Linked DNA regions of Homo sapiens: region 2 is linked to region 1. The links are chromatin loops, found by intact Hi-C in ENCODE. Cell type or tissue: IMR-90. All regions are shown on one strand. Each heading gives the region's core, and the rest is flanking DNA. Links, peaks and the distances in the headings are about the cores only. Region 1 overlaps PACS1 (phosphofurin acidic cluster sorting protein 1). Region 2 overlaps PACS1 (phosphofurin acidic cluster sorting protein 1).

Region 1 (4,401 bases), core at 93-4,092:
CACCCAGGCTAGGCTGGTTATTGTGCTGAGATATAGGAAGGCGTTTTTTCTTTTCAGCTGTTTTCTTTTCTTTTTCTTTTTGAGACAGAGTCTTGCTCTCTTGCCCAGGCTGGAGTGCAGTGGCGCTATCTTGGCTCACTGCAACCTCTGTCTCCCGGGTTCAAGTGATTCTCCAGCCTCAGCCTCCCAAGTAGCTGGGATTACAGGTGCATACCACCATGCCCGACTAATTTTTGTATTTTTAGTAGAGACAGGCTTTCACCATGATGGCCAGGCTAGTCTTGAACTCCTGACCTCAAGCCCGCGTCAGCAGATTACTGGCGTGAGCCACCGCCCAGCCTCTTTTCAGTTGTTTTTCTGAAACATTGTGTGTGTTTGTGTGTGAGTATGTGCACTTCTGTATCTGTCTGTGAGTTTTCTTTTGTTCCTCTTGGTAGGTGAGACATTCTTTGTAGCAGGTTTTTTTTTTTTTTTTTTAATAGTTTATTGCTGGGAAAAGGTCTGGGTAAAAAAAAAAAAAGTTTAGAACACACTAAGGCTTGGGGCATCAGTCATCATTTACTGATCCCTCCTCACTAACCTTTTCCTGCCTCTTGTTTACAAACACCAAATGGCTTCAGGGTTTAGGGAGCAGCTTTTCCCTTCTGTTTTTCTGTTTTATGGTACCTCTCAAACACATTGCATTGTAATCCCTCCCAACCTCTGCCACCTTAGTCCTTCCCAGAAAGTAACCACTAGTGGCAGTTCAGAGTGATATTTTAAAATGAAAATCAGAACTTGTCACACCCCCTCTATAATCTTCCAGTTCATTCATTCAGCAAAAGCTTATAGACCAGCTGATATGTGCCGCAAGCAAAATCCTTGATCTCATGAAGTCTGCATTCTAGTGGGTGAAGATAAGAGACACCATCCAGTAACTTTCCGTCATACTTAAAAAAGATCCCCTTTTCATGGTTCAGGAGATGCTAAACGATGCAGCCCCTTCCCATGTCTTTGACCTCACCTTTGCGTTCTCCCCTTGTTCCTGCGGTGGGTCACCCTCGCCTTAGGGCTTTTGCACTTGCTGTTCCCTCTACCTGTGATACCCTTTCCCTGGATCCTTGGATCGCTGAGACTAGCTCCTGGGTATCATTCAGCTCTTCACTGACCTGCTACCTTGGAAGGCTGTCCTCACCTGCCCAACCCCTTCTGGGAGTTTATAAAGCTACTTCACACCTACTCGCCATTACTGGAAATAATCTTGTTCCTTTATTTAGTTACTTTATAGATGCTCAATAACTACATTTGTCAAATCAATGACACTGATTTTCCTATAGTGTTTTATAATGTTTATTGAATGACTATCTGTTATGCACAATTCATCCATTCACCAAATATTTACTGAGTGTTTCTGTGTGCCAAGCACTGATCTAGGCTCTGGAGAAGCAGCAGCAGACAGGCTGACAAAGTCCATTCTCTCCCGGGGTGTGCTTTCTGGTGGGGGTGACAGATGAGGAACAATTATATTGTTATATCTGTGATAAATGGTCAGATAGCGAGTAGGGTCACAAAGAATAGTGTGGTGGGGAACTGAGTGTGGGGGGAAAGGCTGTCTTGGTGAGGGAGGGCCTCTGGTAAGGTGACAGTTGCGCTGATGCTCGCTGCAGTGAAGCTGATGACCAGAGCATTTACTGTGTGCCACAAAACTGCCAGAGCCAGGTGCTACGATCCCTTTTCTCAGAAGGGAAAATTGAGGCCCTGTGAGGTGAAGGCATTTTTTTAAGACTACACAGTTTAAAAGTGGGCGGGGCTGGAATTTGTCTCATGACTCATGATTGCCAGACACCAGAGCCGTTTCTGTGTTTAAACTTGGTCCCCCAAGCCCTGTCTGGTTCTCATAGCTGACAAATAATATTTAATGCCTTATTCTTTGCCAGCTGGAATTACAAAACACTGCTCAATTTCCATCATAGACAGCGAGAGGCTGTGTGGTATAGTGGCTGTGAGTGTGGGTTCTGGAGCCAGTCAGGTCAGATTTTACTATTTGAGTGACTCTGGACAAGTTTTTAACCTCTATAATGCTTCAACTTTTCTCATCTGTAAATGGGCATAATAATTGTCCCTGCTGAGTGTGGTGGCTCATACTTATAACCCCAGCAATTTGGGAGGCTGAGGTGGAAGGATTGCTTGAGCCCAGGAGTTCGAGACCAGCCTGGGCAACATAGGGAGACCCCGTCTGTACAAAAAATAGAAAAAAAAATTAGCTGGGCTTGGTGGCACACGCCTGTGGTCCCAGCTACTTGGGAGGCTGAGGCTGGAGGATTGTGTGAGCTCAGGAAGTCAAGAATTCAGTGAGCTGTGTTCGCACTACTGCACTCCAGTCTGAGCGACAGATCAAGACCCTGTCTCAAAAAAAAAGAAAAAAGAAAGAAAGAAAAGAAAAGTCCCTGTCTCACAGGATTATCATCAGAATTAAATAAGGTTAATTTTGTTATTAACACATGTTAATCGTGTGTGTGGCAACATAGAAAGCACTTAATATCAGCTATTACTGTTGCTGTTTTTCTTGTCAACCTAATTTCTCCGTCTTCCCTGCCCCCCCCAACCAAAACAAAACAAACAAAACAAACAAAACAAACATGCTTTCTTTCTAGAATTAGGGTAATATTCAGATTTCCTCGGTGGGACCATCACAAGGTCTTGGGTTCACCTGAGGCACAGATCCTGCCAAACCCCAAGCTTATTAGACTACAAAGTCAAAACAAAATATTTTGGTTCTCTGAAGCAGTGGCTGGGTCGGGATCCTGTTTCTACATCCTGCCAGCTTATATGAACGGAAGAGATGGTACAGGCCCCGCCTGCAAACCACAGCTTTGTTTTGAGCCAGCTTGACTTGACAGCTTCCCTGTTTTACCTGCTGACTTCTTTAGCCCTGGTTTGGCAGCAGAAGAGCAACTGAACCGGTTTACAGCTTGCCATTTGTCACCGGTGAAAACTGAGCAACTCCTAGGAAAATGAGGGTTTAAATGTAGTTAATTTTTTTTTCTCTTGTCTTTTTAAGTTTTCCTTTTTGTGTCTCAAGCCATAGAAAAACTACATTCTACTTTTACAGGAGAAACCTGATAATACATTTGTGGTCTCTCCTGAAACATGTAGATCTTTGGGTGTATGTTAATTTTCACCTTTAATAAGCATCAGGACTTTATTTTTCCATTTTGGTTGGAAATCTACAATTATATTTACTTGTTTCTGGTTCTTCTTTAAGAATGTATAAAACACAGATTAACATTTCCTTGAATCTGGATCTTAATGATGAATGGATTCTCATGGTAAACATCAGGGCTTAATGAAGAGTGTAGACTGGTACATGGGGCACAACTGCTTTCTTTAGTTTTTTGGTTTTGTTTGTTTGTTTGTTTTTGAGACAGTCTTACTCTGTCCCACAGGCTGGAGTGCAGTGGTACAATCATAGCTCACTGCAGCCTCGAATTCCTGGACTCAAGTGATCCTCTAACCTCAGTCTTCCAAGTAAAGGTCCACATCACCATACCCGGCTAATTTTTAAATTATTTATAGAGATGGGGTTTTGCCATGTTGCCCTGGCCTCAAGTGATCCTCTCACCTCAGCTTCGCAAAGTATTGGGATTACAGGTGTGAGCCACTATGTCTGGCCACCTTAAAAAAAAACAAACAAAAAAACACCTCATTTGTTATGAAGATAGATAAAATGTTTGTTTGTAAAATGTTTGCGCATCAGGCCGGGCGCTGTGGCTCACGCCTGTAATCCCAGCACTTTGGGAGGCCGAGGTGGGTGGATTACCTGAGGTCAGGAGTTACCTGGCCAACATGGTGAAACTCCATCTTTACTAAAAATACAAAAAAATTAGCCGGGCGTGTGGCGGTCGCCTGTAATCTCAGCTACTTGGGAGGCTGAGACAGGAGAATCGCTTGAACCCGAGAGGCAGAGGTTGCAGTGAGCCAAGATCATGCCATTGCACTCCAGCCTGGGCAGCAAGAGCAAAACTCTGTTTCAAAAAATATAAAATAAAATGTCTGAGCATCTATGTTCATAGAAATCATGACCTTCACATCTTTGAGGAGTGTCAGTGAAACTATGAATATGATGGTATAATATTTATACTGCAGCAGCTCTCATATCAGCCACCTTTTACATTGTCTTCACAAGCAGGTTTTTGTTTGGTACTTTAAATCACAGGCGATGGAATGGGGCAGTGTAATATGCCTTAAGTCTATTGTTTATGAAATTATGTCCTCAGAGTTAAAATATGTAGAAAGTAGTTGACAGCATTCTGTCATCTCTCCCATGCACTGCTTTTGCTGTGGATGAAAATGAATAAGCAACTCTGGAAACCAAGGTCCTCTGGGAACATAAAAACTCCTGTGGCTATTAATGGATTTAAT
Region 2 (4,401 bases), core at 162-4,161, 120 kb after region 1:
ACAAGGCTTCATGATAAAAATCCTCAAAAAATGGGTATAAAAGAAACATACCTCAACACAATAAAAGCCATATATGACAGACCTATCACTTGTATCAGACTGAACGGAGAAAAACTGAAAGCCTTTCCTTTAAGATCTGGAACAAGACAAGGATCATCACTTTCACCACTGTTATTCAGTATAGTACTGGAAGTCCTAACTAGAGCAGTCAGGCAAGAGAAAGAAATAAAGGCATCCAGATTGGAAAGGAAGAAATCAAATTATCCTTGTTTGCAAATGATATGCTCTTCTATGTGGAAAAACCTACACTTCACAAAATAACTATTAGAACTGATAAAATCAGTGAAGTTGCAGGATACAAAATCAACATACAGAAAATAGGTAGCATTTCTATATGTCAACAGTGAACAATCTGAAAAAGAAATCAAGAAAGTAATCCCATTTACAAGAGCTACAAATAAGATACCTAGGAATAAACTTAACCAAAGAAGTGAAATATCTCTATATTAAAAACTGTAAAACATTGATGCAAGAAATCTAAATAGACACACAAAAAATGGAAAGATATTCCATATTCATGGATTGGAAGAATCAATATTGTTAAAATGTCCATACCACCCAAAGCAATCTACAGATTCAATGCAATCCCTATCAAAATACCAATGACATTCTTCACAGAAATAGAAAAAAAAAATCCTAAAATGTATATGGAACCACAGAAGACCCAGAATAGCCAAAGCCATCCTGAGCACAAAGAACAAAATTAGAGAAATCACATTATCTGACTTCAAATTATACTACAGAACTATAGTAACCAAAACAGCATGGTGCTGGCATAAAAACAAACACCTACACCAATGGAAGAGAATAGATAATCTAGCAATAAATCCATACATCTACAGTGAACTAATTTTCAACAAAGGTGCCAAGAACATACACTGGGGAAAGGACAATCTCTTCAATAAATGATGCTGGGAAAACTGGATATCTATATGCAGAGGAATTAAACTAGACTGTTGTCTCTCACTATATACAAAAATCAGATAAAAATTGACTGGAGACTTAACTCTAATACCTGAAACTATGACACTACTAAAAGAAAACATTTTTCCAACTGCTTTGGCCACTAAAATAATAAAAATAAAAGAAAACATTGGGGAAACTCTCCAGGAAATTGATCTGGGCAGAGATTTCTTGTGTAATACCTGGCACTGGCAACCAAAGCAAAAATGGACAAATGGGATCACATCAAGTTAAAAAGCTTCTGGGCCAGGCACGGTGGCTCATGCCTGTAATCCCAGCACTTTGAGAGGCCAACAAGGGATCCCTTGTCCATCTGACAAGGGATTAATAACCAGACTATATAAGGAGCTCAAACAACTCAGGAAAATATCTAATAATCCGATTAAGAAATGGGCAAACGATCTGAATAGACATCTCTCAAAAGAAGACCTACAAGTGGCAAACAGGCATATGAAAGGGTATGTAACATCATTAATTGTCAGAGAAATGCTAATCAAAACTACAATGAGATATCATCTCACCCCAGTTAAAATGGCTTTTATCCAAAAGACAGGCAATAGTGAATCCTGGTGAGGATGTAGAGAAAAGGGAACCCTCGTACACTGTTGGTAGGAATGTAAGTTAGTATAGCGAATATGGAAAATAGTATGGAGTTTCCTCAAAAAACCAAAATAGTCCCATGTAGCACTATTCACAATAGCCAAGATTTGGAAGCACCTAAGTGTCCATCAACAGACAAACTGATAAAGAAAATGTGGTACATATACACAATGGAGTACTATGCAGCCATAAAAAAGAATGAGTTCCTGTCATTTGCAATAACATGGATGGAACTGGAGGACATTATGTTAAATGAAATAAGCCAGGTACAGAAAGACATACTTTGAATGTTCTCACTTACTTCTGGGAGTTAAAAATTAAAGTCATGGAGATAGTCTAATGATGGTTACCACAGGCTCATATGGGCAGTCGGGCAGTGATGATAGTTAATGGATACAAAAACATAGAATGAATAAGACCTGGTATTTGGCCAAGCATGGTGGCTCACGCCTGTAATCCTAGCACTTTGGGAGGCTGAGGTAGGAAGATTCCTTGAGTCCAGTAGTTTGAGACCAGCCTGAGCACCATAGTGAAACCCCATCTCTATTTTTTAAAAACTTTTTTTTTTTTGAAACGGAGTTTCACTCTTGTTGCCTAGGCTGCAGTGCAATGGCGCAATCTCAGCTCACTGCAACCTCCACCTCCCAGGTTCAAGCGATTCTCCTACCTCAGCCTCCCAAGTAGCTGGGATTACAGGTGTGCACCATCATGCCCAGCTAAATTTTGTATTTTTAGTAGAGACTGGGTTTCACCATGTTGCCCAGGCTGGTCTTGAACTCCTGACCTCAGGTGATCTGCCCGCCTCAGCGTCCCAAAGTGCTGGGATTACAGGCATGAGCCACCACGCCCAGCCAAAACAATTATTTTAATTATAAAAATTTTTTTAATGTTTTAAAGATCTGATATTTGATAGTGCAACAGGACGATTACAGTCAATGATAATTTATAGTACATTTAAAAATAACTAAAAGTATAATTGGAATATTTGTAACATAAATAAATGATAAATGCTTGAGGCGATGGATACCCAATATAACCTGATGTGATTATTACATGTTGTATGCCTGTACCAAAATGTCTTATGTACCCCATAAATATATATGCCATGTACCCATAAAAATTATTAGTTAAAAATTGAAATAAAGAATAAATGAAAAATAACAGCTTATTTTCAGACATCCAAGAAACCCCAACAAATTTCCTCAAATATCACTACAATACTCTTAATTTTTTTTTTTTTTTTTTGAGAATGGGATCTCACTATGTTGCCCAGGCAGCTCTTATACTCCTGGGCTCAAGCTATCCTTCCACCTCTGCCTCCTTAAGTGCTGGGATTACAGGCATGAGCCACCACATTCAGCAATAATACTGTTAAATATCTATATGATAAGAATTTTTGGTTTAAATAAGAAGCATTTAAAACAGCAGTAACCTGGCCGGTCACGGTGGTTCATGTCTGTAAATCCCAGCACTTGGGAGGCCAAGGCAGGTGGATCACCTGAGGTCAGGAGTTCAAGACCAGCCTGGGCGACATGGTCAAACCCCATCTCTACTAAAAATACAAAAATTAGCCCGGCATTTTGGCACATGCCTGTAGTGCCAGCCACTGGGGAGGCTGAGGCAGGAGAATCGCTTGAGCCTGGGAGGCGGAGGTTGCAATGAGTTAAGATTGCACCACTGCACTCCAGCCTGTGCAACAGAGTGAGACTCTGTCTCAAAATAATAATAATAAAACACCAGTAACCTAATTTTTAAAATAATATTAATATTGGATATTTTAATGTGCTATGTTACTTTAGTATTAAATATAAATGGTTTTGCTTCTATACTGCAAAAGAAGATATACTGTTATATAGATAAACAAATGATACAAAAGTATATTAAAAATAATTTTGAAATTGGACCCTGGTTGGTAGTGCCCCAGGCACCTGGAAGAAGCAAATACTGGAACCCATGAAAGCTAAACCCCTGGGGAAGGGTAGTAAAGATGAGGACAGTAGTGCACCATGCTTGAAAGGGCTGGGCTGGGCTGGGCCTGGCTGCGATCCCGTGACACACTGCACTCCGCATCCTGCTACCTGCACACGCAGATTACTTCTAGCGAATTTGAAATTCAGATAGTGAATTTGGGATACAAAGTTTTACAGGTATTTAGAGCACATACTTGGGTGGTGAGAGTTCATATAATCATATAATGAGGCTACTGCTGTTGGAAGGTGATGTCCTATAGTGACAATAACTAAGATAAAGGGGACCGAGAGGGCTGGGGTGGAGGAAGTTAACGGATTCCCTACGGTGGTCACGGTAGACCTGGTTGAGAAGATGACATTTACCCAAAGACTTTGAGGGAGGTGAGGGCCATGCAGGTATCTGGAGGAAGAGCCTTCCAGGCAGAGGGAAGACCCAGGACCAGGCCCTCAGGCCTTCATATTCTGTGAATATATGCTCTGAGCTGAGAAATCTTAAAAGAACCCTAAGCACTGATTACTTTTTTCAACTTTTATTTTGGAAAAATCTCAAACGTGCAAAAGTAGACGAAGTAGTTTACAATTCCCTCGAACCCCTTACTAAGCTGCAGTTGTTATCAACTTATGGCCAGTCTCGTTTCGTCTGTGTCCCCACTGTTTCCCTTCACCAGTGTTATTTTGAGGCAATCCGTACATCATAACATTTCACCCACAAATATGTCGATATGTATTTCAAAAATGTAGGCAGTATATTTAAACAAAACCTCGATACCATTATCACACCTTGGCCAGACGCGGTGGCTCATGCCTG

What was found. A loop is a pair of places that touch in the nucleus more often than their neighbours do. Peaks named below come from ENCODE experiments on the same cell type or tissue, not always from the same donor. Only the 100,000 strongest peaks of a DNase experiment are listed, where the experiment ranks them.
Region 2: it touches region 1 in a loop (2.4-fold over the local background); 3 of 110 quality-filtered maps call a loop at or near these places.

What each region holds. Positions count from the first base shown.
Region 1 is chr11:66,078,845-66,083,245 of GRCh38, forward strand. The region is part of intron 1 of PACS1 (phosphofurin acidic cluster sorting protein 1); the gene reads left to right. Among named protein-coding and RNA genes, the nearest start is that of PACS1, 11 kb to the left of the region's middle. RefSeq lists an enhancer at 1,619-1,668. In IMR-90, for the core only: no CTCF peak of the experiment used is centred there; a DNase peak (open chromatin) is centred at 1,827.
Region 2 is chr11:66,202,809-66,207,209 of GRCh38, forward strand. The region is part of intron 2 of PACS1 (phosphofurin acidic cluster sorting protein 1); the gene reads left to right. Among named protein-coding and RNA genes, the nearest start is that of KLC2, 53 kb to the right of the region's middle. In IMR-90, for the core only: no CTCF peak of the experiment used is centred there; no DNase peak of the experiment used is centred there.